Regions from separate parts of the Homo sapiens genome. Here region 1 is linked to region 2. Evidence: read pairs that join two places in POLR2A ChIA-PET (ENCODE). Cell type or tissue: HCT116. All regions are shown on one strand. Each heading gives the region's core, and the rest is flanking DNA. Links, peaks and the distances in the headings are about the cores only. Region 1 has its middle 56 kb from the start of SMURF2. Region 2 overlaps SMURF2 (SMAD specific E3 ubiquitin protein ligase 2).

Evidence for each region. Peaks named below come from ENCODE experiments on the same cell type or tissue, not always from the same donor. Only the 100,000 strongest peaks of a DNase experiment are listed, where the experiment ranks them.
Region 1: POLR2A ChIA-PET joins it to region 2 with 5 read pairs; 5 of 35 experiments call an interaction of 5 or more read pairs at or near these places.

The regions. Positions count from the first base shown.
Region 1 is chr17:64,710,244-64,725,439 of GRCh38, reverse strand. No RefSeq gene overlaps it. Among named protein-coding and RNA genes, the nearest start is that of SMURF2, 56 kb to the right of the region's middle. RefSeq lists an enhancer at 12,398-12,447. In HCT116, for the core only: no CTCF peak of the experiment used is centred there; no DNase peak of the experiment used is centred there.
Region 2 is chr17:64,627,723-64,642,918 of GRCh38, reverse strand. The region is part of intron 1 of SMURF2 (SMAD specific E3 ubiquitin protein ligase 2); the gene reads left to right. Among named protein-coding and RNA genes, the nearest start is that of SMURF2, 27 kb to the left of the region's middle. In HCT116, for the core only: no CTCF peak of the experiment used is centred there; no DNase peak of the experiment used is centred there; H3K27ac peaks cover 738 bases.

The sequences.
Region 1 (15,196 bases), core at 4,016-9,015, 84 kb before region 2:
CTCACACCTGGCTAATTTAAAAAAATGTTTTTTGTAGAGACGGGGTCTCACTATGTTGCTCAGGTGGTCTCAAACTCCTGGGTTCAAGTGATCCTCCTGCCTCGGCCTCCCAAAGTATTGAGTTTACAGGTGTGAGCCACCATGCCTGGCCATGATTTATTTTATATATAATATATATATTATATTACATACATTATATATATTATATTACATATATTATATATAATATATTACATACATTTTATATAATATATTATATTACATATATTATATATAATATATTACATACATTTTATATATAATATATATTATATTACATGTAATATATGTAATATAATATATTACATATAATATATATATAGTTGGTTCTATTTCTTTGGAGAACTCTGAGAGATATCTGTATGTGTGTACATATATATATAGCTTCTTATATATTTCATTTATATATATGATTTATTATGTATATATCTCTCTTCTATTGGTCCTATTTCTTTGGAGAATCCTGACTGATACACGACTATTACAAATAAAGCTGTTATAATTATTTGTGTACAATATTTTATATGAACATAAATTTTCATTTCTCTGGGATAAATACCCAGGAGAGTGATTGCTGGTTCTTGTGGTAAGTGTACGTTTAACTTTATAAGAAACTGCCAAACTGTTTTCTAGAATGGCAGTACCATTTTGCATCTACTCCTCATTTTAATTATTTTGTTCTATGAGTTAAATGTGTTAACTTCAGCATGGGCTGACATTTGAAGGCTGGTCATGCAGGGATCTTTGCTTACTTGAATTATAATCACCACTGCGACACACATCCTTGTTTTAACTTTCACATATGTAAGCCAAGCACAAAGGTCTGAAGGTTTAGAGATTTGAAATAACAAACCTGGCTGCCTCAGATTTTCTTGGCTGGCACCAGGCCTTGCCAGGCCTTTGAATCAGCTGGGTGCAGGGAAGGGTCACCAGGAAACTCAGGCTGCCTGGACCGACAGGAAGCGTGGGACGAAGCTTACTCCGGGTCTGGCTCGTGGTCAGCCTGGCTGGGGCCTGAGGCTTCCAGGCCGGCACAGTGTGCATGGTCAGGAAACAGCCTGGACTCTTGAAATCACCCCACCCCTGAAAAATGAATTCATAAACAGAGACGCTCCAAGCTCCTTTCTTTGAGAAGTAGCATCTTTTAGCCTGGAATAAAATCAACTTGCAGAGCTGCTATGGTTCCGTGTTCCTCGGGCTCTGCGCACCTCTGCATCAGTGGCAAGTGGCTTTGGGACTTGTTTTCCTGGAGAAGACGGCTATGAAGTTTTCTTTTCTTTTAATTTTTAATTAACTTTTTGTTGTTGTTTTAGAGATGGGAGAGTCTCACTATGTTGCCAAGGCTGGTCTTGAACTCCTGGCCTCAAGCAATCCTCCTGCATCAACCTCTCAAAAAGCTGGGATCACAGGAGTGAGTCACCATGCCTGGCTCTAGAGTTGTTTACTGATGCTTAATATTATTACTTTCTCCTTTCCACCCTCCCTGCACCCCTCACCTCAAGTTAACATGTACAAATATATATATAATATATATCTTTATATATATATTTTTTTATAGAGATGGGGTCTTGCTATGTTGCCCAGGTTGGTCTCAAACTCCCGGCCTCCAGTGATCCTACTACCTTGGCCTCCCAAAATGCTGTGATAACAGGTGCGAGCCACCACACCCAGCCCATATTTTTTATCTTGTCTATGGTTATTATTACCTAACACTATAAGGTTTCTGAACATACTGCATTTGGGTACTGTTTTGACAAATAGATTCAATTAGATATTACAATGGTATGGACCTTTCTAGTTTTATATTATCTCACCTGAGGCAGGTGAACTGTTAACTCCATTTTATCCAGAATTTCTCAGGGCTGGAACCTATAGATTCAGAGCTTTTTTTTTTTTTTTTTTTTTTTTTGAGACAGGGTCTCACTCCCTTCACCCAGGCTGGAGTACAGTGATGCAATCTTGAATCATTGCAGCCTTGACTTTTGGGGGTTCAATGACCCTCCCACCTCAGCCTCTGGGGTAGCTGGGACTGCAGGCGTGTGCCACCATGCTGGGCTAATTTTTTTCTTTCTTTTTTTTTTCTTTTTTTGATTCGGAGTTTTGCTCTTGTTGCCCAGGCTGGAGTGCAATGGCCTGATCTCGGCTCACTGCGGCCTCCACCTCCTGGGTTCAAGTGATTCTCCTGCCTCAGCCTCCTGAGTAGCTGGGATTACAGGCACCTGCAACCACGCCCGGGAAACTTTTTTATTTTTGGCAGAGATGGTGTTTCACCATGTTGGCCAGGCTGGTCTTGAACTCCTGACCTCAGGTGATCCACCTGCCTTGGCCTCCCAAAGTGCTGGGATTACAGGCATGAGCCACCTCACCCAGCCCCCCGTCTGTCTCCTTCCTTTCTTCCTTCCTTCCCTCTGTTTCTCTCTCTCTCTCTCTTTCTCTCTCTCTCTTTTTCTCTTTCTCTTTTTCTTTCTCTTGCAGTGTTTTACTCTGTTGCCCAGGTTGGAGTGCACTGGCATGATAAGGGCTCACTACAACTTGGATTTCCCAGGCTCAAGTGATCCTGATCCTCCCACCTCAGCCTCCCAAAGGGGATTACAGGTATGAGCCACTGCACCCGGCCTTATATTTTTATTTACATATATTTTAGACATTGGAAATACTACAGCATTCAGATCTGCGTACAAAATGTATAAAAATGACTGCTTATCAAGAAGACTACCATGACTTTGTGACATGACTATAGCAGTCTTATAAGTAAATTCTGAGTAGTTAAGCAGATCTAAAATATGGAGTGACATTTAGGCTGGGCGCGTTGGCTCACGACTGTAATCCCAGCACTTGCAGAGGCCGAGACAGGTGGATCACTTGAGGCCAGGAGTTCAAAACCAGCCTGGCCAACATGGTGAAATCCCATCTCTACTGAAAATACAAAAAAAAAAGAAAAAAAAATTAGGTATGGCGGTGCATGCCTGTAGTCCCAACTACTCAGGAGGCTGAGTCATGTGAATCGCTTGAACCCAGGAGGCAGAGGCTGCAGTGAGCTGAGATCATGCCACTGCACTCCAGCCTGGGCAACAGAGCAAGACTCTGTCTTAAAAAATAAAATAAAATAAAATATGAAGTAACCTTTTAAACCATCACATGCCACTCCGAAGCTCACCTGTTTCCCACAATTAAACATTTGCTTGGCTATAGGAGAAAGTGGCAAACATTCTTGATGACCACACTGCAGTGTATAAAACTGGATTTCTGACACTGGGCTCCAGCTTCATTTCCTCAGGGTCTTTGTAGGAGGGCAAGCATTTGAACAGTGTCCAGCTCACACTCCCATTATGCTGTCCTGAACCTCCTCCTAGGGGCAAATGGTGGAGGCGATATAGAAATGGGCAGAGCAGACCACAAACTTCAACATAAGATTCTCCGTGTGTGTGTGTTTTTAATTGAGGTATAATTGATGTGCCATAAAATTAACCCTTGTAAACTGTACATTTCAGTACTTTTACTGTATTCACAGAGTTATGCAACTATCACCACTATCTAATTTCAGAAGATTTCTTCATTCCCTAAAAGAAACTGAGCATCTATTAGCAGTCACTCCCCATTGATCCCTTCCTCCCCAGCCCTAGGCAACCACTCATCTACTCTCTGTGTCTATGGACTTGCCTACTCTGCACATTTTATATACATGGAATCATACGCTCTGTTGTCCTTTGTGTCTGGCTTATTTCACTTAGTGTGTTTTCAAGGTTTATCCCTGTTGTAGCATGGATCAGTACTTCATTCCTTTTTATTGCCAAGCAACATTCCAATGTATGGAGATACCACATTCTGTTTATCCATTTGTCAATTGAAGAGCATTTGGGTTATATCCACTTTTTGGCTTTTATGAATAATGCTGCCATGAACATTTGTGTACAATTTTTTGTGTAAATGTATGTTTGCAATTCTCTTAGATGTATAGCCAGAAGTGGAATTGTTGGGTCATAAGGTGACATAGGGCAACTCTGTGTTTAAGATTTTGAGAAAGCCATCAACATGGTGAAACCCAGTCTCCACCACAAACAAACAAACAAACAAATAAAAAACTCAGCCAGGCGCGGGGTTCATGCCTGTAATCCCAGCACTCTGGGAGGCCGAGGTGGGCAGATCACCTGAGGTCGGGAGTTCGAGACCAGCCCGACCAACCTGGAAAAACCCCACCTCTACTAAAAATACAAACATTATCTGGGTGTGGTGGCAGGTGCCTGTAATCCCAGTTACTTGGGAGGCTGAGGCAGGAGAATCACTTGAACCCTGGAGGCGGAGGTTGCGGTAAGCCAAGATTGCGCCATTGCTCTCCAGCCTGGGCAACAAGAGCGAAATTCCATCTCAAAAAAACAAAAACAAAAACAAAAACAAAAACAAAAAAAGAAAAAAAAAACACCCAAAAAAGTAGCAAGGCGTAGTCCCAGCTATTCAGGAGGCTGAGGTGGGAGGATTGCTTGCACCTGGGAGGCAGCGATTGCAGTGAGCCGAGATCGCACTACTGCACTCCAGCCCAGGTGACAGAGCGAGACTCAGTCAAAAAAACAAAAATAAACAAAAAAAAACTTCAGCATGCTTTCAATTTTGTTTTTGAAATTTATCCATAGTGATATATGTGGCTCTCGTTCTTTTTTTTTTCAGCTGTATGCAATTTGTTTCTCTGGCCTTCTGTTGATGAATATTTGAGTTGTTTGTAGTTTTTTGCTATTACAGACAGAGTTGCAGCGTGCGTTGTTGTTTACTCCGTTTCGGGCAAGTGTGTGAGCTTATGGTGTATATCCGGAAGCAGAACTGGTGGACTGAAGGATTTGTTCACCACTGATTTTACTAGCTATGGCCAAATTGTTCTTCAAAGTGACTGTAGTAATTTACACTCTGGCCAGCAGTGTGTGTGAGTTCCCATTTCTGCGTGTCCTTGCCAACACTTGCCATTGTCAGTCCTTCAAGCTCCTGCCAAGCTGAGGGATACAAAGTGGTCTTTCCGGGTTGTTTTAAGTTTCATTTCCCTGTTAATGAGTTTGGAGGCTCTTTTCACATGCCCTTGACCATTCTGTGAGTTTCCTTTTAATATCCTTTGCCCATTTTCCACTTGGGTTGTTTGTTATTTTCTTCTTGATTTTATGGGAGTTTTAAAAAATATTTTCTGAAAATGAATCTTAAAGTCTGTGGCTTTATTTTCAGTGTTGTTATGGTTTTTAAATTTTCCTTCTTGTTTCCTTTCTTTCTTTTGGTAAGAAGTTTCTAAAATAATTTTATAGTATATCCTTTTTCTGTCTTATTTGAGAAACTCTTTTCTACTCTGCTATAAACAAAATCCCCTATATATTTTTTCTAACCATTTTTGGAGTTTTGCCTCCACATTTAGGTCTTCAATTCACCTATAATTTATTTTTGTGTATGCTATGAAGTAAGGATCAAGCTATTTTCTCCCATTTGGGTAACTAATTAGGCCAGCACCACTATCTTCTTTTCACTGATCTGTAATGTCTTCTCTGCCATATATTGTTTTCATATGGCATGGGTCATTTTCTGGTTATATTTTGTTCCACTGGGTTCTTTGTTTCTCCCTGAACAAATACTACACTTTTTTTTTTCTTTACACTGGATCTGGCTCTGTCGCCCAGGCTGGAGTGCAATGGCACCATCATGACTCACTGCAGCCTCTGCGGACCTCCTGGCTTAAGCAGTCCTTCCACCTCAGCCTCAGCCTCAGCCTCCCAAGTAGCTGGGATTACAGGTGCACACCACCATGCCTGGCTAATTTTTGTATTTTTAGTAGAGACAGAGTTTCATCATGTTGGCCAGGCTTGTCTCAAACTCCTGGCCTCAAGTGATTTGCCCGCCTCGGCCTCCCACAGTGCTAGGATTACAGGCATGAGCCACTGCACCCAGCTGGATTTATTCTTAAGCATTTTATAACTGTTGTTGCTATTGTAAATGGGACTTTTCGTTTTTGTTTTTGTTTTTTTTTTGAGATGGAGTCTTGCTGTCATCCAGGCTGGAGTTCAGTGGTGCGATCTCGGCTCACTGCAACCTCTACCTCCCGGGTTCAAGAGATTCTCTTGCCTCACCCTCCTGAGTAGCTGGGATTACAGGCGCCCGCCACCATGCCTGGCTAATTTTTGTATTTTTAGTAGAGACAGGGATTCACCATGTTGGCCAGGCTGGTCTTGAACTCCTGATCTCAAGTGATCCACCCATCTTGGCCTCCCAAAGTCACAGGATTACAGGCATGAGCCACCGCGCCCAGCCTGGCCCTCCAGTGTTAAATAGAAATGGTGACAATGGGCTTTCATTCTTTGTTTCTGCTCTTAAAGAGAAGGCTTCCACATTTCCATTATTATTTCTCCTGTGTGTTTTGATAGAAAATGTTCATCATGTTAAGGAAGTTGGCAGCTAGTCTAGTTTCCTATGGATTTGTTATTACTGTTATTTATTTATTTTTGAGATGAAGTCTCGCTCTGTCACCTAGGCTGGAGTGCAGTGGCGTGATCTCGCCTCACTGCAACCTCTGCCTCCCGGGTTCAAGTGATTCTCCTGCCTCAGCCTCCTGAGTAGCTGGGATTACAGGCACCTGCCACCGTGCCCAGCTAATTTTTGTATTCTTAGTAGAGACGGGGTTTCACCATGTTGGCCAGGATGGTCTTGAACTCCTGATCTCATGATCTGCCCGCCTTGGCCTCCCAAAGTGCTGGGATTACAGGCGTGAGCCACGGCACCCGGTCACACTTTGGTTTTTTTAGTAGGGACGGGGTTTCACCATATTGGCCAGGCTGGTCTCAAACTCCTGACCTTGTGATCTGCCCGTCTTGGCCTCCCGAAGTGCTGGGATTATAGGCGTGAGCCACCACGCCGAGCCTATTACTGTTATTTATGAATGTTGAATGTTATTGCATGCTTTTTCTGCTTTTATTAAGATGATCCTACATCTTTCCTCCTTAGTTATTCATTTTCTTTATTATGAAATACTTCAAAAACAGAGAAATAGAGAATAGTACAACAGCTTCAGTAAGAGTTGTCAGTCACAGGCCATAGGAGCCAACTCTAGCGGTTTAGGTGGTAAAATGATTCATGAGGAGGAGAGTGGCATCTCTCTGAATTACAGGGAAGACTGGTTCTCTGAACTGTAGATGCTGCTGCTTGCTCCTCCCACCTCTCCAGCACTGAATCCTTCAGACTGCCAGTAGCACTGCTGCACCTGCTCCAGGAACTCTATCCTATGCCACTGGAGGTGGGGCTACTCATGTTCCATTTCACTTAGGGCTGAGTGTTTTTATTTTTAATTTTGTTATTTTTATTTTTGAGACTGAGTCTTGCTCTATCGCCCAGGCTGGAGTGCAGTGGTGCCGTCTCGGCTCATTGCAACCTCCGCCTCCCAGGTTCAAAGGATTCTCCTGCCTCAGCCTCCCAAAGTGTTGGAATTACAGGCATGAGCCACCACGCCTGACAAGGGGCTGTTTTTATATAGCTGAGCCCAGGTCATCTGCTTATACCGTAGATATATAGGAAGAAGGTTCAGATGTTGGGTGGCCAAAAGGAAAGACATTTGTCTTTCCTTCCCTGCCTGCTGGATCAGTGACATGAGGATCCTCAGATGGCCTGAAGGAAGCCTTAGCTTCCAATTTATCAGAACCATGACCATGGTAGTACAATCCCCTGGTAGAAACAGTTCCCACCTCAGGCACTAGAATATTCAGACTCCCAAATCCAAGGTCATAGGGATGGGCAGCAAGAGTTCTTCAAGTGTGTTCTTAGGTGTAAGCATGAGAGTAGCTACTCTTTCACCCTCTGTTTCCTAGATATACGCTTTCTTTTTTCTTTTCCTTTTTTTTTTTTTTTTTTGAGACAGAGTCTTGCTCTGTTGCACAGGCTAGAGTGCAGTGGTGCAATCTTGGCTCACTGCAACCTCGGCCTCCCAGGTTCAGGTGATTCTCCTGCCTCAGCCTGCCAAGTAGCTAGTATTACAGGAGCCCACCACCATGCCCAGCTAATTTTCTTTTCTTTTTTTTTTTTTTTAATTTTTATTTTTTTAATTGATCATTCTTGGGTGTTTCTCGCAGAGGGGGATTTGGCAGGGTCACAGGACAATAGTGGAGGGAAGGTCGGCAGATAAACAAGTGAACAAAGGTCTTTGGTTTTCCTAGGCAGAGGACCCTGCGGCCTTCCGCAGTGTTTGTGTCCCTGGGAACTTGAGATTAGGGAGTGGTGATGATTCTTAACAAGCATGCTGCCTTCAAGCATCTGTTTAACAAAGCACATCTTGCACCGCCCTTAATCCATTTAACCCTGAGTGGACACAGCACATGTTTCAGAGAGCACAGGGTTGTGGGTAAGGTCACCGATCAACAGGATCCCAAGGCAGAAGAATTTATCTTAGTACAGAACAAAATGAAAAGTCTCCCATGTCTACTTCTTTCTACACAGACACGGCAACCATCCGATTTCCCAATCTTTTCCCCACCTTTCCCCCCTTTCTATTCCACAAAACCGCCATTGTCATCCCGGCCCGTTCTCAATGAGCTGTTGGGTACACCTCCCAGACGGGGTGGTGGCCGGGCAGAGGGGCTCCTCACTTCCCAGTAGGGGCGGCCGGGCAGAGGGGCTCCTCACTTCCCAGACGGGGTGGCTGCCGGGCAGAGGGGCTCCTCACTTCTCAGATGGGGCGGCTGCCGGGCGGAGGGGCTCCTCACTTCTCAGACGGGGCGGATGCTGGGCAGAGGGTCTCCTCACTTCTCAGACGGGGCGGCTGGGCAGAGACGCTCCTCACCTCCCAGATGGGGTCGCGGCTGGGCAGAGGCGCTCCTCACATCCCAGACGGGGCGGCGGGGCAGAGGCGCTCCCCACATCTCAGACGATGGGCAGCCGGGAAGAGGCGCTCCTCACTTCCTAGATGGGATGGCGGCCGGGCAGAGACGCTCCTCACTTTCCAGACGGGGTGGCGGCCGGGCAGAGGCTGCAATCTCGGCACTTTGGGAGGCCAAGGCAGGCGGCTGGGAGATGGAGGTTGTAGCGAGCTGAGATCACGCCACTGCACTCCAGCCTGGGCACCATTGAGCACTGAGTGAACCAGACTCCGTCTGCAATCCCGGCACCTCGGGAGGCCGAGGCTGGCGGATCACTCGCGGTTAGGAGCTGGAGACCAGCCCGGCCAACACAGCGAAACCCCGTCTCCACCAAAAAAGTACGAAAACCAGTCAGGCGTGGTGGCGCGCGCCTGCAATGGCAGGCACTCGGCAGGCTGAGGCAGGAGAATCAGGCAGGGAGGTTGCAGTGAGCCGAGATGGCAGCAGTACAGTCCAGCTTCGGCTCGGCATCAGAGGGAGACCGTGGAAAGAGAGGGAGAGGGAGACCGAGAGGGAGAGGGGAGAGGGGAGAGGGGAGAGGGGAGAGGGAGAGGGAGAGGGAGAGCCCAGCTAATTTTCATATTTTTAGTAGAGACGGGGTTTCACCTTCTTGGCCAGGCTGGTCTCAAACTCCTGACCTCCTGATGCACCTGCGTCAGCCTCCCAAAGTGCTGGGATTACAGGCGTGAGCCACCACGCCCGGCATCTAGATGTACACTTTCTAGTTTTGAAGGAGACAATTCCAAATGTTAGCAGCTTTTAAAAGACATAACTGCAACCTGTAGGCCAACACTTGAAGCCAACAGGGTGTTGTCTCCAGGCTAACCCTGTAAATGAACTTTCAGCAGCCATTTCACCGCCCTCTAACCCAGCTGCTTCTGGGTGGTGGAACTTTAACTTTACGTCTCTATTAAGTCAAGTCTGAGTTAGCCATTGTAGACTATTCATGCCAACTCCAAAGCCCAAACCTGGGTGAGTGTATCAGTGAATTCAGCCCAATCAAGCCTTTTATTTATTTATTTATTTTTATTTATTTATTTATTTTTTGACACAGATTCTCACTTTTTCACCCAGGCTGGAGTGCAATGGCACGATCTCGGCTCACTGCAACCTCTGCCTCCTGGGTTCAAGCGATTCTCCTGCCTCAGCTTCCCGAGTAGCTGAGACTACAGGCATGCACCCACCACCACGCCCAGCTAATTTTTTGTATTTTTAGTAGAAACAGGTTTCACCATGTTGGCCAGGCTGGTCTCAAACTCCTGAGTTTGAGGAGTTTGAAGAGTGATCCGCCCGCCTCAGCCTCCCAAAGTGCTGGAATTACAGGCACGAGGCTCTGTGCCCAGCCAAGCCTTGTGTTTACCATCTTTAGGCTAACACAATGCTTAGAATCCTCTCCGACACGTGCTCCCAAGACCCTTGTGGATTTGAACTGGCAAGGTCCTGCCACTTCTTTAGTGTATAGACATTCTCTTTCTAGAGCAGGCCTTGTACTGCCCAAGTGGGCTATGTTGGGATCTAACTCTCCTTTTGATGCTGGAGGAATGAAGAGAAGATCTGGTGTCCCTTTTTAGTGAAGCAACTGTCCTAGGTGCAGTCACAGAAGGTTCCTTAGGCAGGGATAAGTTGGTTACCTCTACACGGGAGGACCTGCCTGAACAGACAAGGGAGCTTTGAAGGATTTGAGAATTCAAAAGTGCCAGAGTCTCAGCCTTGTCTGTGACCACTTAGATGCTCCTATTCTAAGTCTCAGGGTCCCACTACGTCCCCACTATGCCCTTTCCTAAGCATTTACTTGGAACTCCTACATGCACAATGAGGCCCTGGGCTGAGTCTTCCATCATATCCACCCTGAAAGTATAGGAGATGAAGGCTCCTTCGAAGATGCCACCAGACCTTTCTTGCTGTCTATTGCATTCTCTGTTCAAGATTCACAGCATTTTTTTTTTTTTTTTGAGATGGATGGAGTTTCGCTCTTGTTGCCCAGGCTGGAGTACAATGGTGTGATCTCGGCTCACCACAACCTTGGCTCACCGCAACCTCTGCCTCCTGGGTTCAAGCGTTTCTCCTGCCTTGGCCTCCCGGGTAGCTGGGATTACAGGCATGCACCACAATGCCCAGCTAATTTTGTATTTTTAGTAGAGTTGTGTTTCTCCATGTTGGTCAGGCTGATCTCGAACTCCTGACCTCAGGTGTACCCTTAAAGGAAATGCATGCCTTCCCCTCCTTTTTATTGCATCTGTAGGCTGCAATGTGGCCACAGTGGGGGGAGCTGTATTGAACTACACAAGCAACAAAATAGAGTCTGAATCCCCAGCAACTAAGAACTGCTAACAGAGAGACAGGAACAGTTTGGGTGTGACACTGGAGTCAGGCAGCCTTGGGTTCAAACACTGATTCTGCTAATCCCTAGCTGTGGACCTCGGGTGAAGAATTTAACCTCACGGTCTTCAGTTTCCTTAGCTGTAAAATGCTGGGAGGATGCAAGGAGCTGTCATAACGAAATTGCCTAGCAGTGTTCATGGTCCAGAGCAGGGTTTTAACGAACAGAAGCTGGCATGTCACCACTCTCTGTCCCTAGGAGCCTTGCCTTTTGCCTCCCTTTTCTGCCTTGATCCGCGCCCCCACCCATCTCTCCTCCCGTTCTTTCTTCACTTTCACTTTCTGGTCTGCCTCTTCCTTAAGCTGGACTCTGTGACTGTAGGTGTGTTTAATGTTTGGCTGCCTTCAGGAGGCCAGCAAGGCTCCCTGGCCAACATTTTACTTTTTTTTTTTTTTTTTTGAGACGGAGTCTCACTCACTCTGTCGCCCAGGCTGGAGTACAGTGGCGCGATCTCGGCTCACTGCAACCTCCGCTTCCCGGGTTCAAGTGCTTCTCCTGCCTCAGCCTCCCAAGTAGCTGAGACTACAGGTGCTCACCACCACGCCCGGCTAATTTTTGTATTTTTAGTAGAGAAGGGGTTTCACCATGTTGGCCAGGCTGGTCTTGAACTCCTGGCCTCAAGTGATCTGCCCACCTTGGCCTCCCAAAGTGCTGGGAATACAGGCAGGAGCCACCGTGCCCGGCCATGGTTCCCTGGCCAACCTTTTACTTATTCCTCTCCCTTCTACAATGATGCTTCTCCACCACATCAAAAGGTCCTCTCCTTTCCTCTTCCACAGCCATTGGCTGCAGGGAAATCGCCAGGGACAGAGCTGCAACTTGCCAGGCCAGCCCTGGAGGCAGCCCTGGAACCCTCTTGCTCCCTCGACCTTCTCCCTCCCCTTTCCCGGGAGGCCCAGGAAAGGGAGCTGGCACCCTGGGCCACTGAGCCAGTGGCAAGGCTCAGCCAGCAGGAGGAGAGCAGCGGATCAGGACTGCCTCAGACCTTTGATAAACCAGGTCTTGGAAGAAGGCCACTTACTCTTCTTTGTGTTTCTCTGTGTGCTGATTCCTGAGATTTGCAGGACATGTTTAATATTTGCTTGGAGAATCTATGAAAAGAAAAAGAAAAACAGAGAGGGAAGGAAACAGGAACCAAAATGCCACTTATCCCATGAGGGCACTGAGGCCTGGGCTCTGAGTCTCTCTGTTGCTGGCGGGGGCCAGGCTTCCTGTGGTGGGAGCGGCAGGCCTCCCTTCTCAGGCGTGGGTTCCACCACGGCTTGAAAGCCCCAGACCACCTCGCCCCTCCCTGGGAACTCAGCCTCTTGTGCAGCCACATAAAGGTAACCAGTGTCTGGTGGCTTGATAGGACAGACTTGTGAGGGACTTCCTGCCTTTTGATGCATGCCATTCCTGAGAGCTGGGCCGGGCCTCTGAAGAGGAGAGGTCCCTTTCAACTTCCTGAGTGTCTCAACGTTCAGACTCTTGGGGTTTGTGGTTAGAGACACTGGTATGAAGATTGTGTTCTATAAAGTATGCCCTCCGGGTCCCATAAAGCTAACAAGGCAAAGCTTTGTGAAAACACCCCCTAACCAAATGGACCAAGAGGGTCTGAAAAGCCCTTGACCTTGGAGCATTTTTTTTTTAATTTTTTGAGACAGGGTCTCGCCCTGTCGCCCAGGCTGGAGTGCAGTGGCATGATCTCAGTTCACTGCAACCTCTGCCTCCTGGGTTCAAGTGATTCTCGTGCTTCAGCCTCCGGAGTAGCTGGGATTATAGGCACACGCCACCATGCCTGGCTAATTTTTGTATTTTTGTAATTTTTTTTTTGTAGAGACGGGGCTTCACCATGTTGGCCAGGCTGGTTTTGAACTCCTGACCTCAAGCAATCCACCCACCTCGGCCTCCCAAAGTGCTGGGATTATAGGCATGAGCCATCATGCCCTGGCCCCTTGCAGCCTTTAGTGAAGAATGAGTGAAGGACTGGAAGGTCCGGGCAGTATGAGGGGATCTGCCCGAGGGAAAGTGTGTTAACAGCAGGACCCTTCTGCGAAGCCACCCGACTCCACTCCAGTACCTCGGAGCTGCCTTCAAATGTAACATGATTCCTCCAGCACTCACGGTTGCTAAGGGCCAGATAGACATTCTTTTCGTTTTTTAATTTAAATTTTTTTTTTTTTGAGACAGAGTCTCACTCTGTCACCTAGGCTGCAGTACAATGGCACCATCATGGCTCACTGTAGCCTCAACCTCCCAGGCTCAAGTGATCCTCCCACCTCAGCCTCCCAAATAGGTGAGATTACAGGTGTGCATCACCACACCCAGCTAATTTTTTAACTTTCTGTAGAGACGGAGGTCTCTCTTTGTTGCCCAGGCTGGTCTTGAACTCCTGGGCTCAAGTGATTCTCCTGCCTTGATCTCCCAAAGTACTGGGATCACAGGTATGAACCACTGCACCTGGCCTCATCCCTGCATTCTAATCCTCTTCTCACAGATGGGGAAACTGAGGCTCAATGAGGTTGAGTGACTGCTCCAAGAGCACACAGAGGTAGGATTGGAGCTCAGAGCTGGCTGACTCCAGATCCAAGATCTTTATGCTTCACCAGACTGCTCCCCACAAGACTATAGGGTGTCAGCAAAGTTGAGAAACACAGGACATACACGCTCACTCTCTCCGCTATTAATTACCTGGCTGAAGTAGTGTTTGTCAGTTTCTCCACTGTAAAGTTACTCTTTTCTTCCCGTTTTCCATACCATCCTCTTTGGTCATTCACCATGTACAACCCACGTTTAAGGAGTGGGAGTTATGAGGTGGAGTATCTACAGGAATTATCTGGAACACTACATGGGAGATTTGTCTTTTGTCTCTATTACTTATTTATTTACTTTTTTTTTAAGTGTATGCTACTGACATTTTCAAATAATATGCTCATTATGTTTTCAGGCAAAGTATCTTTTTTTTGTTTTTTGAGATGGAGTTTCACTGTCTCCCAGGTTGGAGTGCAGTGGTGCAATCTCGGCTCACCGCAACCTCTGCCTCCCAGGTTCAAGCGATTCTCCTGCCTCAGCCTCCCGAGTAGCTGGGATTACAGGCACCCATCACCATGCCTGGCTAATTGTTGTGTTTTTAGTAAAGATGGGGGTTTCACCATGTTGGTCAGGCTGGTCTTGAACTCCTGACCTCAGGTGATCTGCCCGCCTCAGCCTCAAAGTGCTGGGATTACAGGCATGAGCCATGGTGCTCAGTGGGCAAAGTACCTTTACATTGAGGTTTTTGTTTTGTTTTGTTTTAGTTTTGAGACAGAGTTTCACTCTTGTTGCCCAGGCTGGAGTGCAATGGCACAATCCTGGCTCACTGCAACCTCTGTCTCCTGGGTTCAAGCAATTCTCCTGTCTCAGCCTCCTGAGTAGCTGTGATTACAGGCATGAGCCACCACACCCAGCTAATTTTGTATTTTTAGTAGAGACGGGGTTTCACCATGTTGGCCAGGCTGGTCTTGAACTCCTGACCTCAGTTGATCCACCTGCCTTGGCCTCCCAAAGTGCTGAGATTACAGGTGTGAGCCACCTTGCCCAGCCTTGTATTTTTTTTTTAGATGGAGTTTTGCTCTGTCGCCCAGGCTAGAGTGCAATGGTGTGATCTCAGCTCGCTGTAACCTCCACCTCCCATGTTCAAGCTATTCTCCTGCCTCAGCCTCCCAAATAGCTGGGATTACAGGCACCTGCCACCATGCCCAGCTAATTTTTGTATTTTTAGTAGAGATGGAGTTTCACCATGTTGGCCAGATTGGTCTTGAACTCCTGACCTCAGGTGATCTGCCCACCTCAACCTCCCAAAGTACTGGGATTATAGGTGTCTGCCTGCAAAGTACCTTTACATTGAAATTAGTGGGTTCAATTGTTAAACTAAAAAAGTACCATACATGTGCCA
Region 2 (15,196 bases), core at 5,908-10,907:
GGAGGCTGAGGTGGGAGGATCTCTTGAGCCTGGGAGGTCGAAGCTGCAGTGAGCCATGAGTGTGCCACTGCACTGCAACTGGGGCGACAGAGGAAGACCCTGTCTCAAAAAATAAATAAATAAATAAATAAAATTCAACTTAAAATTGGTTGGTTGATGTTTTCTCCATAGCACTGTGAACTTCTTTATAGCTATAGACTCATTCATACTAATATTTGCCTACACACAGTGCTTAATAGATATGTGTTAATTAAATGAATGAAAGTTTTAAAAAGGGATGGCTGATAAACATAATTTAAAAGATCTGTCTGTCCTTCTTAGTGGTAATGTGTGATAATTCTTGGTTCAAAAGAGTAAACTTAATTTTTGCTTTGTTTGGCAGTTTTGATGCTTCTGCAATAAATGGCTCACTCATTTTTGTTTCAGGAGAGGCCAGGGATTAATTTAGGCCATAATAAATAACTACTACATTTAGTAGGATTATATAGTGCAAGGCTCTCAGTTGACTACTCAGTGGCCTGATAAGTATATTTATCCATTCTCTTTTGCTATAGAAGAATCATGATGCAGGTAAAGAATCTGTAGAGATTATAAGGCCAATTATGCTGACTTTAGGGAGGATGTACCTTGCTTTCTGTGAGTTACAGTAATATTACATAGCTTTTCCAGATCCCTTAGATACTTGGAAGCTGGAAAATCGACCTGCATTGCTAGCCAAACAAATTCTTCTCCTCCTCCCAATTATTCACATGAATTATCACATATTTGCTAGAAAGGGCTTATTAGAATTGCTGCATAAAAAATGACCCTAGGGCCGGGCGTGATGGCTCACGCCTGTAATCCCAGCACTTCGGGAGGCTGAGTCGGGCAGATTGCCTGAGCTCAGGAGTTTGAGACCAGCCTGTGCAACATGGTGAAACCCTGTTTCTACTAAAATACAAAAAATTAGGCAGGCATGGCGGCATGCACCTGTAATTCCAGCTACTCGGGAGGCTGAGGCAGGAGAATTGCTTGAATCCAGGAGGTGGAGGTTGCAGTGAGCCGAGATTGTGCCATTGCATTCCAGCTGGAGTGAGACTAATAGTTTTATCATCTCATGGTTTCTGTGGGTCAGGGATTTGGCAAGGGGCTTAATTGGGTCATTTTGGCCCAGAGTCTATTGTGTGTTTATTCAGATGGTGGCTGGAACTGGAATTGCTGGGGGGTGGCTGGGCATATCTCTCACTTCAGGTCATGTCAGAGCCTCCATGTGGTCTGTCTACATGGGCTGGTTTATGGCAGCTTTACGGCAGCTACACTGCTAACATGACTGACTCAGGGCACCAGCAGGAATTGTCCAAGGAACAAAGTGAAAGTTACATCTCCTTTTCTGACTTAGCCTAGGAGGTCCTACCTGCATTCTATTGGTTACAAAACAAGTTAGTTACAGGCTATTCTAGATTCAAGGAGAGGGAACATGAACTCCCATATCTTGATAGAAGAAGTTTCAAAGAATTTGCAGCCATTTAAAAAATTGTCACAGGTGGTGGCAGTGGCAGCAGGTGCTGCTACTTTTTGTTTTTTTTGGGGGGTTGGACTATTTATTCTTTGATATATTAATCTAATAGATAAAAATTTTCAGCTTTTATAATTTATTTTATGTTCTACCTTTGAATTTCCAGGAATTTTATTACAGAGCACTTAACAAATGGCATAAAAATTTTCAGCAGCTTCTAGAAGAGTTATGATAGCTTATTAAAGTATAAAATCCATAAATTATTTTGATAAAGGATTATAAAGGTCATAGAGAAGCAGATTGGTAAAAAAGCAGATACTATCTGAATAAAATAATTTATATGAATATGTGAATTTAATTCTTTAATTCTCTGAAATGTTTTTTTTTGGAATGATTTTTGTATTGAAAAAATATTATAATTCAGGGTTAAGAATAAAATGATGTTAGTGCTTCCCTATAGGGTCTGCATTGTTTTTCTTTTTTTTCTTTTTTCTTTTTTTTTTTTTGAGATGGAGTCTCACTCTGTTGCCAAGCTGGAGTGCTGTGGCATGATCTCGGCTTACTGCAATCTCCGACTCCCTGGTTCAGATGATTCTCCTGCCTCAGCCTTCTGAGTAGCTGGGATCACAGGCACCCGCCACCATGCCCAGCTAATTTTTGTATTTTTAGTACAGACGGGGTTTCACCATGTTGGCCAGGATGGTCTTGGTCTCCTGACCTCGTGATCTGCCTGCCTTGGCCTCCCAAAGTGCTGGGATTATAGGTGTGAGCCACTGTGCCCGGCCTCATTGTTTTTCTTTAACCCGTCTATAATCCATTCTCCACAGTATAGCTTCATGAATTAAAAAAGAAAAAAGTAAATTGGATGATTTTACTTCCTTGCTTTAACCCTCCAGTGTCTTTCCATTATACTTTGAATGAAATAGACACTATTTATCCAAGACCTTATATAATCTGCCCCTGTTGACTGGGCTTTCCTTTGCTCATTATGCTTTAGTCACGTGGATTTTCTTTTAATTTCTTGAAAAGGCCAATCTCTTCCACCTCAGAGTCTTTGTATATATTCTTTCTTTTGAAGGAATTTTCTTTCTCTTGTTTCTTCTTATTTTTCTGTGTCAGTTGTATTATCTCAAAGAGTTCCTAAGTAGTCTGTCTAAAGTAGTCTCTACTCTCATTATGCTACCTCCATAATATCCTGTTAACTTCTGAGAACTGAACACAATTTCTTTTAATATTCATTTATTTACCTGTTTACTGTCTTTTTAAAAATAAACTTTTGATTTTAGAATACTTTTAGATGTATAGAAAAACCTGTAAGTCTAAAGATAAGAAAAATCTGTAAATCTAAAGATCTGTAAATCTGAAGATAGTATAGAATTCCTGTATTTCCATAACCAGTTTTCCCTATTAACTAAACTAATCTTACATTAGTATGGTATATTTGTTATAATTAATGAACCAATATTGGTACACTTTTATTAACTAAAATCCATATTTATTCCGATTAGTTTTTACCTAATGCTGCTCATTGTTTTTTAATCCCTATTAGATGGGGAGCACCCACAGGGCAGGGATTGTGTGTGTGTTTCATTTACCTAATGTGATGCCAAACAGTAACGGGTACTTGGGAAGTATTTCTTGAGTGACTACTGGAAAGAAGTCTTAGAGTTTATAGTCTGACTTAAACTTCCCCATTTTAGGTGAGAAAATTGCTTAGGGAGGCATATGTGTCTTCTCCAAGTCCCATGGGTAATTCATGGTATAGCTGGTATTAGACACCACATCTTATGATATCCAGTTGCTATTATCTCTTTGAAACTAATGAACCTTAATTTTCTTTTTTTTTTGAGTCAGAGTCTCGCTCTGTCGCCCAGACTGGAGTGCAGTGGTGCGATCTCAATTTACTGCAACCTCCGCCTCCCGGGTTCAAGTGATTCTCCTGCCTCAGCCTCCCAAGTAGCTGGGATTACAGATGTGCACCACCAGGCTTGGCTAATTTTTGTATTTTTAGTAGAGACAGGGTTTTCCCATGTTGGTCAGGCCGGTCTGGAACTCCTGACCTCAAGTGATCCACTCACCTCAGCCTCCCAAAGTGCTGGGATTACAGGTGTGACTCACCACGCCCAGCCTGAAGCTTAATTTTCAAGACCCAATCTGAGGGTCTGGGAGGGACCCTAGCAATGTGTTCACTTGGTTAATTTTTAAAAAGTTTTATTGGTATATAATATATGAATGAGAAAATTCATAAATATTATAAGTGTGTAGTTTAAGATTTTTCACAAACTGAACACACATATATAACTAGCATCCAGATCAAGAAACAGAACATTGCCAGTATGTGGTCACATATCTTTGAAGAATTTGCAAATGTAAGTTATCTAAACCACAGTCAGCTAAAATTGCCGTCTTTTTACCTGACTTCCCCTTTGTTACACTCTTCCTTATGTTGGGTGGCATTGGAATGGCTGTGGGCACTTTTGGGGTCTGGCTATGGGGAAATTGACTTGGAGAGATATTTAGTTGGATTTTAGCAGGATATGTTTACATGGTTCATAGCCTCTTTGTGTATAGTCAAGGTATTACTAGCCATCCCAGTATGGGAATGGTTTCTAGGAATACTCTATGTCTGTTGTGCTAACTCATGGGGCATTGTGACATAAACGTGCATAGCTAGAGGTTGTCTAGCAATATGAATGTGTCCTATGGCATCTGGCACCCAAAGTGTGTGGTTAGTAGAGGAAAAACAAGGTTTGATGTCAAAAGCCAGTCTGGGGAAAATTCTTTAAGATTTTGTAGCTTTAATGAAAGAGACTTGTTAAGAATTTTCCCAGGTTTGACCATAGTCCTAAAAGTTGATATAACATTATTTATTGATGATGTTCCTGTGCTAAAAGAAAACTTTTCTAAGCCATCAATAACAACAGGCTGAGCGTGGTGGCTTACGCCTGTAATCCCAGCACTTTGGGAGGCTGAGGCAGGCAGATCACTTGAGGTCAGGAGTTTGAGACCAGCCTGCCCAACATGACGAAACACTGTCTCTAATAAAAATACAAAAATTGGTCAGGCGCAGTGGCTCATGCCTGTAATCCCAGCACTTTGAGAAACTGAGGTGAGTGGATCACTTGAGGTCAGGAGTTCAAGACCAGCCTGGCCACCATGGTGAAACCCCATCTCTATTAGAAATACAAAAATTAGTCGGGCTTGGTGGCACATGCCTGTAATCCTAGCTACTTGGGAGGCTGAGGTAGGAGAATCACTTGAACCCAGGAGGTGGAGGTTGCAGTGAGCCGCCAAGATCGTGCCACTGCACTCCAGCCTGGGCAACAGAGTGAGACTCTGTCAAAAAAAAAAAAAAAAAAAAGAAAAAGGAAAAAAAAAAAACTCATGGGAAAGTGTGGTACTGGTGTAAGGATTGAGATATAGATCAATGGAATAGAATAGAAAGTCCAGAAAGAAAATTATACATTTGTGGTCAGTTGATTTTTTTTTTTTTTTTTTTTGACTAGGGCGCCAAAACCATTCAATGGGGAAAGATTAGTCTTTTTAAAAAATGGCATTGGGACCGGGTTCTGTGGCTCACACCTGTAATCCCAGCACTTTGGAAGGCCAAGGTGGGTGGATCATTTGAAGTCAGTAGTTTGAGACCAGCACGGTCCACATGGTGAAACCCTGTCTCTACTAAAAATACAAAAATTAGCCAGGCATGGTGGCACACGACTGTAGTCTCAGCTACTGGGGAGGCAGAGGTGGGAGAATCGCCTGAACCTGGGAGGCAGCAGTTACAGTGAGCCAAGATCGCACTATTACACTCCAGCCTGGGCAACAGAATGAGACTCCGTCTCAAGAAAATAATAATAATAATAATGTGTTGGACCAACTGGATTTCCACATGCAAAAGAATGAAGTTGAACCTCTACCTCATGCCATATATAAAAATTAACTCAAAGTGGATTAAAGACTAAATGTAACAATGCAAGCCATAAGACTCTTAGATGGATGGCTGGGTGTGGTGGCTCACACCTGTAATCCTGGCACTTTGGGAGGTCGAGACGAGTGGTTGTTTGAGGCCAGGAGTTCGGGACCAGTCTGGCCAACATGATGAAACCCCGTCTCTACTAAAAATACAAAAATTAGCCAGGAATGGTGGCAGGCACCTGTAATCTCACTTACTTGGGAGGCTGAGGCAAGAGAATCGCTTGAACCTGGGAGGCGGAGATTGTAGTGAGCCGAGACCGTGCCACTGCACTCCAGCCTGGGTGACAGAGCAAGACTGTGTCTCAAAAAAAAAAAAAAATCTCTTAGATAGAAACACAAGACTTTGGATTGGATTCTGTCAATTTAAACAAAAATCTTATTTATTTATTTTTGTAAAGATGAGGTCTCACTCTGTTGCCCAGACTGGTCTCGAACTCCTGGGCTCAAGAGATCCTCTTGTCTCGGCCTGCCAAAGTGACAGGATTACAGGTATTAGCCACTGCACCCAGCCTAGACTCTATCAAAATTAAAAACGTTTGTGTCCAAAAGGACACTAATAAGAAAGCTAAAAGATAACTCATAGAATGAGAGAAAATATTTATAAATTATACCTGATAAGGGTCTAGTATACAGAATATATAAAGAACTCTTTTTTTTTTTTTCTTTTTTTGAGGCGGAGTCTTGCTCTGTCGCCTAGGCAGGAGTGCAGCAGCATGATCTTAGCTCACTGCAACCTCCACCTCCTGGGTTCAAGTGATTCTTCTGCCTCAGCCTCCTGAGTAGCTGGGACTACAGGTGCACACCACCATGCCCAGCTAATTTTTTTTTTTTTTTTTTTTTTTTTTTGAGGCAGAGTCTGGCCCTGATGTCCAGGCTGAGTGCAGTGGCATGCAATCTCGTCTCACTCAACCTCCACCTCCTGGGTTCAAGCGATTCTCCTGCCTCAGCCTCCCGCGTAGCCGGGATTACAGGTGTGTGCCACCACGTCCAGCTAATGTTTATATTTTTAGTAGAGATGGAGTTTTGCCATGTTGGCCAGGCTGGTCTTGAACTCCTGATCTCAGGTGATCCACCAACCTCAGCCTCCCAAAGTGCTGGGATTACAGGTGTGAGCCACCGCACCCGGCCTTAAGGAACTCTTAAAACTCAACAATAAAAGGACAAACAATCCAGTTAAAAAATGGGCAGCTAGCCAGATGTGTTGGCACATGCCTATAGTCTCAGCTACTTGAGAGGCTGAGGTGGGAGGATCCCCTGAGAACAGCCTGGGCAGCATAGTGAGACCACATTTCAAAAAAAAGGGCAAAGGGTTTGAATAGACAGTTCTCCAGAGAAGATATATCAGTGGCCAAAAAGCACATGAAAAGATGCCCAATATCATGAATCATTAGGGAAATGAAAATGAAAACCACAATGGGATACTACTTCACGACCACTAGAAGGGCTATAATAATGGGAAAATAACAAATGTTAGCAAAGATGTGGAGAAATTGGAACCCTCATACATTGTTGGTGGGAATGTAAAGTAGTTCAACCACTCTGCTAAACAGTTTGTGGCAGTTTTTCAGAAAAATTAAACATAGTTACTACATGACTCAGCAATTCCATTCCTAGGTACATACATAAGAGAACTGAAAACATATGTTCACACAAAATCTTGTGCATAGTAGCATTATTCATAACAGCCAAAATAGTTGGGTGGAAACAACTCAGATGTCTGTCAACTGAATGGATAAACAAAATATGGCATATCTATACAATGGAATATTATTCAGCCATAAAAGGGAATAAAGTGCTGATGATGTATGCTATAGTATGGATGAGCTCAAAAAATTAGGTTGATTGAAAGAAGCCAGACACAAAAAGCCATATTGTTTAATTCCACTTGGCAAATCCATAGACAGAAGGTAGATTTTCAGGTTGCTAGGGGATGGGGGAGGGAAGATGGGGAGTGACTGCTAACAGGTAGTATGGGGGTTGTTTTGGGGTGATGGAAATGTTCTGGAATTAGATATTGGTGATGGTTGTACAGCACTGTGACTATGCTAAAAATTATTGAATTATACAGTTTAACTTGGTGATTTTCATGTTATGTGACTTTTATTATTTATTTATTTATTTTGAGACCTAGTCTCGCTCTGTCGCCCAGGCCAGAGTGCAGTGGTGTGATCTCGGCTCACCGCAACCTCCACCTCCCTGGTTCAAGCAATTCTCGTGCCTCAGCCTCCCAAGTACCTGGGATTACAGCTGTGCACCACCACGCCCAGCTAATTTTTGTATTTTTAATAGAGATGGAATTTCACCATGTTGGCCAGGCTGGTCATGAACTTCTGGCCTCAAGCGATCCACTCACCCTGGCCTCCCAAAGTGCTGAGATTACAGGTGTGAGCCACCATGCCTGGCCTTATGTGACTTTTATCTGGAAACAAATGGGAAAAAAACTTGTCATAACAAATATTATTATTATTATTATTAGGTTATGATGTTTGTGGCTTTTGCCAGTTTGTTAAAATTTATGATTTATTTTCTCATTCTAAATTGAATATTGGCTGTCAATACCCAATTCTGTGCTCTTAAAATGGAGCCTCCAAACTCTGTAAACTCCAGGCTTCATGAAATCTGAATGCACCCAGGATATGTATTAGCATCAGATAAAAATCATTCAAGGACTGTGTCTTCTTTTTAAGCTTGAATTGAACAAATATGTTTATTTCTGCTCTGTCCCCAAGCCCCATTCACAGTGAGTAAGAGAATGAAAACAGCATAAATCTGCAAGAGCAGAAAGAACAGGAGACAGTAAATAAGTGGTATAAAAAAACTTCAGGGAAATGGAAGGTGGTTGGAGTAGATTAATTAGCTGAGAAAGTGGAATATAAAATATCTACAGAGGCGGATACCAATTCCTTGCATGATTCTAGCCAGTTCATATCACCTATCTCTAGGAAGACTCAGGAATTGAAGGTGCCAGGTATCTCTGAGGGTGCAAGCAAGATGTGAAGCTGAAAGCAGGAAATGGTTTAAAGTCAGTGGAAAGTTCTATACATGCCTCATCCTAGGCAAGCAGATGAGTGTTCTTACCCAACCTCACAAAAAAGTCAAAGATTTATCTTGTGGAGAAAGCCAGACTGCCTATAGACCCAGGAATACCTGGTGCTGTGGAAGGTGGTAAAGAAATGCCCAGCTGAAAATGAGGGGATTTGCCACATCTTTAAATGGTGAAACTCCCAGCCCCCTTGTATTACTTAGCTCCAAGAATGCTAGCAGCCAGTTATTCTCTTTTTGTTTTTGTTTTTTGTTTTGAAACAGTCTCACTGTCGCCCAGGCTGGAGTGCAGTGGTGGGATCTCGGCTCACTGCAACCTCCAGCTTCTGGGTTCAAGCTATTTTTGTGCCTCAGCCTCCCAAGTAGCTGGGATTACAGGCGCGCACCACCACACCTGGCTAATTTTTGTATTTTAGTAGAGACAGTTTCGCCATGTTGGCCATGCTGGTCTCAAGCTCCTGACCTCAGGTGATCTGCCCACCTCGGCCTCCTAAAGTGTTGGGATGACAGGCATGAGCCACCACACTCAGCCTATATAAATTTTATGTTTTTACAGTAACTTTGTATGGAGAGTATAAAACTCTTCACAACATTTTTTTGGGGGGTGGGGGGCTAATCTCTTGGTAGTTGCCTGTGTTTATAAGTTACCTCTAAAGTTTAGAATTGAAAGTTGTTTGGTGTTTTCAGCATATTATTGAAGGCTCAGAATTGTAGGGACCAGAATTATTACTGATTCTCTAATGCCTCTAATCAACTGAAGTTGTAAGATAATTCATGTTATGTGAAAAACAAACCAATGATGCTAGTTGAATCCTGGAATTTAAACTTGCAACAAAGTGAATATGACATATTTAATGGTTATTCTTACTATATTGTATTGTAAATATATGGTAAAGGGATTTATGTATTTATTTTTACCCAGCTAATAAACATTTTCACCTGGGATGGAATGATACCGGTGTGGGTATGGAGGGTTTAAGTGGAAAGGGAGTGTTCTTTCTCTGTTTTTATACTCTGCTTTCTCTTTGAAGTTGTTCTTTCCTCTATTTGATTTTGAGGGACCCTGATTGACTCCCAGTACCTGGATATAGAAGAATCTATAGGTAGAGATCTGTTTTTTTGTTTTGTTTTGTTTTTGAAACAGGGTCTTGCTTTGTCACCCAGGATGGAGTACAGTGATATGATCATGGCTCACTGCAGCCTCGGCCTCCTGGGCTCAAGCCATCCTCCCACTTCAGCCTCCCAAGTAGCTGGGACTATAGGTGCGTGCCACCACGCCTGGCTAATTTTTGTGTTTTTATAGAGACAGGGTCTCCTCAGGTTGCCCAGGCTGGCCTCGAACTTCTGGGCTCAAGCTATCTCCCTGCCTTGGCCTCCCAAAGTGCTGAGATTACAGACTTGAGCCACCACATGCAGCCTCTACCTTCTGTTATAACAATAAATACTGTGTATCCCTATTTGCAAAGTTTTAAGAAACTCTTTACCTAAGTCATCTCACTTAATCCTCAAAATAATACTCTGAAGTAGGCGAGTACAAATACTATCATATTGTCATCAGAAAACACTGATCTCAGAGAGGTTAAGTCATTTGTCCAAGGGCTCACAGCCCTTCTCTTAAGCGTGGGAAGCTGGAATTTGAAACCAGATGTGTTTTATTCCTGTCTCTAAGCTCTGTGTTACACTGTCTTCCTAAATTGTTTAGGTCTCTTGACAGAAGTCTGGAGGCCTTTGAACAGTTTTTTTCCCCAAGACTTGTCTCATTTTCCCCTTCAGCTGAAAAGAGAATATAGGAAGCATTTGTAACTTCCTTAAGACCAGGTTTTAGGTCAAATAGGCTGACTATGTGTTTTGAATTAAGAGAAGTTTTTGTTTGTTTGTTTCCTGCCCATCTCTCTTTCCCACAGCTGCCCTGAGTATAAGTCAATTGGAAATGGATTTGGTTTAATAGACACACATTTCCTGGGAGGGTTGATGTTAGGAGTGTGTAGGGGCATGGTCAGTTATTAACCATGTGGTGTGGATTGCACGACACTTTGGCCAGTCTAGCTCCGGACATCTGAGCTAATGTATAAATTTGTGATTGATGTGGCAAGTCAAAATTTCTGGAGATTAAAATTTAGCTTTGCTTCCTCCCACCCACCCCTTTTTAAAAAGAGGTGGTGGCTTATGCCTGTAATCCCAGCACTTTGGGAGGTCGAGGTGGGCAGATCATTTGAGGTCAGGAGTTTGAGACCAGCCTGGTCAACATAGTGAAACCCCGTCTCTACTAAAAATACAAAAATTAGCTGGGTGTGGTAGTGAGCGATTGTAATCCCAGCTACTTGGGAGGCTGAGGCAGGAGAATTGCTTGAACCCGGGAGGCAGAGGTTGGCAGTGAGCCGAGATCGCAACATTGTACTCAGCGTGGGCGAGTGTGCCTCTGTCCACCCCCCCCCCCCCCCCCCCGCAAAAAAAGAGAGTCTTAGAATAATACTAGGGTGGTGGGTGGTTAATAGATGTTGAGAGGCAGATATGATAGCAAAGTGCAGTTTTGCTGACCCCATGTTGCTGATCCTGTCTGGTGTTTAATGAGCTAATCCATATAACGTGCATAAGCACCATGTCTGAGAAGTAGTAAATGCTCAATGCATATTAATTATTGTGTAAATATTTCTTACATCCAATAAAAAGTGTGAAAATGAGGGCAGAGGTGGAATTAGGGTCATGTCAAATTTCTGTTTTTTGTTTGTTTCATGGTGTTTTGTTTTTTGGGAGGGGGTGTTTAAGTGCATTTTATGTTCTGAGAGAGGAGATTTTAGGAGCTGGGCTGGTTTTCAAAGATGACCAGTCAAGGTGTGTTCCTCACCTGTGAAGGTTAGTTAATTCTCCTCTCTGGACTCTGGAACTTTGTCCTATTAAGTACTCTTTTTATCTTCTTTCAGAATTTAAATATCCACATGTGTCTCTCATCTTTAAAGTCCTTTCTTAGCCCATTTCCTTCAACCCCTGCATTTCTTCATTTTAGGTCTGACCTTTACAAAGAGTAGTCTGCTCTTGTGATGTGTATCCTTGTTTTCATCTCTCTGTCTCTCTCTCTCTGTCTCTCTCTCTCTCTCTCTCTCTCTCTCTCTCTCTCTCTCTCTCTCCCCCCCCCCCTCTCTCCCCCCCACCTCCATTCCTCCCTCCCTCTCCACCCCACCTCACCCCCGTCCCTCTCTCCCTTTTTTTGACCTGAGTAGCTGGGACTACAGGCACACGCCACCACACCCGGCTAATTTGTAAATTTTTTGTAGAGATGGGGTCTTGCCATGTTGCCCAGGCTGGTCTTGCACTCCTGGACTCAAGTGATCCTCCTGCGTTGGCCTCCCAGAGTGCTGGGATTACAGCATGAGCCACTACACATGACCTTCACCTTTCATTTATGCACTAACCCAGCCTTTGCCCACTACTCTTATGAAGCTGCTCTTAGGGAGGATACTAGTGCTCTAACTGATGAAACAGACTTTTCTGACTTGACCTTACCACTGCATTTGACTAATAGTTGCTTTTCAAGGACTCCCTAGAGATAATTGAGTGCTGGTTGAAAAGTAGGGCCTTCAAGGATATGTTTTAAGTTCTCCGCAATGATATAAAGGACAGCCCTTAGCTGGAGCCTTCAAGAAGTTTGTATAGGAACTTGTTCTTATCCTTATCAGTTCAGCTAATGAGAGGCAAATTCTGAGAGGCAAAATTCTTATAATTTTCTAAGGATAGTTATAAAACCTTTTTCTGCTAAAATTGTTTCAACTCTGGGTGGACTGTCATTTGTCCCCTTGCCCCCAGTAGTTGTCCCCAGTAGAGCCTTTAAATATAAGGTTTTAGGTTTCACAATATTATAGTTCTGCCTTACTGCTTACCCCTAACCTGTTGCGCCAGTTTGGGTGTGATGGCAGGAACTAATTTCTTGTGTTTTGGCCAGTTAGCTCTCTGCACACTTGCAGAGTAACAGGTTCTTTTTCTTTTGTGGCATTTAATTTGAGTAAGACCTTATATTTTTAGAAATTCCCAGTTAGCTGGTAATCTCTCAAATGAAGTGGTTTTTTACTTGATGAGGGCATGAAGACTTTTAAAAATCAGAAGCCTCTTATAAATAAATATCTTCTAGGATTTTTGCTAACCACTTAATTTGTATTAACTTTTTTTTTTTCTTTCTGAGACGGAGTCTTGCTCTGTTGCCCAGGCTGGAGTACAGTGGTGCGATCTCAGCTCACCACAACCTCCGCCTCCCAGGTTCAAGCGATTCTCCTGCCTCAGCCTCCTGAGTAGCTGGGACTACAGGCGTGCACCACCATGCCTGGCTAATTTTTGTATTTTTAGTAGAGACAGGGTTTCACTGTGTTGGCCAGGCTCGTTTCGAACTCCTGACCTTGTGATCTGCCCACCTCGACCTCCCAAAGTCCTGGGATTACAGGCGTGAGCCACTGTGCCCGGCCTCCTTTCTCAGTTCTTAAAGGATGATTACTTTTCTAGTACCTGAATTATTTATGGATTCAACATCCCCCCAGGACAGTTCTTTCCTCTACCAGTCATAGGAGGTATTGTTAGACTTTGAATGAGTTGTTTAATTTGAAGAGACATATGGTTTTTAAAAAATTTGTTTAGAGTTCTTGGACAATATTCTGTTGTAATTCATGTAGATAATTTATTTGCCAATCCACTGACATTCTTCCCACTAATCTATTTCTGGTTTTAATCCATTAAAGGAGGCTGAAAAGGCCATTTAGCTCTGCCTCTAGGTCTATAAAAATATTGCCTAAAAGTTTCTAAAATCTTCTGATTACAAATGACTGCTTGCAATTTAGGATTTTGGTGTAATCTACTTTGGTAAGAAAGACTTCGGGGATGGTGTGAAGCAGATACTTTTCCTTCTACTTGTTTTATCTTAGAGACAGGGTCTCTCTCTGTTGTCCAGGGTGGAGTGCAGTGGTGTGATCACAGCTCACTGCAGCCTCAAACTTCTGGGCTCAGGCTATCCTTTTGCCTTAGCCTTCCAGGTAGCTGGGACTACAGGCAAGCGCCACCATGCCTGGCTAATTAAAAAAATTTTTTTTATAGAGACAGGGTCTCACTATGTTGTTCAAGCTGGTCTCAAACTCCTGGGCTAAAGGGATCCTCCCGCCCTGACCTACCAAAGTGCTGGGATTATAGGTGTACACACACTTTTCTTAAACTTTCTTCTGATTAGTGATACCTGATCTGCATTAGGGTTCCAACCTGTTTTTTGGAACCATCTTCGACCTTCTTAGGGAAACTAGTAGTCTGTAAGTTTGTGAGGTTCTGGTGGGCATGGGAGTATTAGATATGTAAAAGTTTTCTAAACTCAGAAAACTTTTGGTCTTTTTAGTGGGTTTAGGGATTTTGCCTGGGGCTGGAGTTTAAAAACAACAGCCTGGCTTTCTTTTGAAGGGTGGGGGTAAGTCCTTAATGGAAATTGTGGGGTTGTCTGTCCCATACTACATGGGTGCTCAGTAACAGGGGAGGAGATAGAACTGTGATATCTAAGGCAGGAAGATGTGAGGGAGCCCTGTGATGATCAATTGTGAGAGTAGTGTGAGGTCCTCATCTGAAGAGTCAGAACATTAGGATTCTAGCAGATGAGTTAAAGGCTGAGCTTTCAAGGCAGGAAGTCACGGAGAAAGAGCTGCCCTTTCTTTACCTCTTGTTAGAGAATCCTTCAAGGAAGTTAATTTTGAGTTATTGAGCCATTGGTTGTCTTAGTGTTAGAGTTTAAGAATGTAGACTATTGCTTTGGGGGTTTTACCTCCTTTGGTTCTAAGGCATTGTGGGAGTGTAAGCCCTCGTTGAAATTGCAAGTTCCCCAAAGTGGCCGCGGTAATTTAGAAACTATTCTTGGTATAATTTTGCCATAGTACTTATTAGACATGTATATGAATTTGGACTATAATGAATAACATAAAAGATTCAGGAGTCCTGACAGGATTTGACTCTTTTACTTAACAGACCCCCATAACAAATACCAAAAAGGAGATTTATTTCACTATTTGATAGAAAATGTATACATAGAATACTTAGTCAGTTGAGGCAGACCCAGTAGTCTAGGACCTCCAGCCTTTGAATCTGGTCCAAACGTTTGAGTTTTCTGAGTATTCTCTTAGGACACAGGTGGACTAACAATGGAACATACACAGAATAGACCCACTCTTTTTGTATCACTCAAAGAAGAGACCAAATTTCCTCTCCATGTCTACCCACAAGAAACCAGAAGGCTTCAAACAAACTTGCGAGACAGCAGAACAAACTCATAAAGTCAGCGGAATCACCATCAGAAGGTGATGGAAACCAGGGCTTACTATGTTCTCAGGTGTTGGTGGCTTGTTGGCTTCATCGGATGGCTCAGTCATATGATCTGTGTGGGACTTCCAAACTGTTAAAGTACAAAGACTGTTGGAGACCAAAGATTGTGTACTGAGTGAAAAAACTTTATTGCCAAGCAGGAAGCCTAATCCAGCACAAAGTCTAAGCGCGCTGTCAGGGATGGAGATCCTTTAAAGCCAAAAGATCATGAACTGTCCTTTTCCATATTAGAAAAGCCAAATTTTTGAGTGTTCTTGATTGGTTGGTGGTGATATCTGGGTTTGTTGGATGGTAAGCAGGGAACTGGCTGGAGATGGTCTATAGCATACATGTGGTATGAAATTATAACAT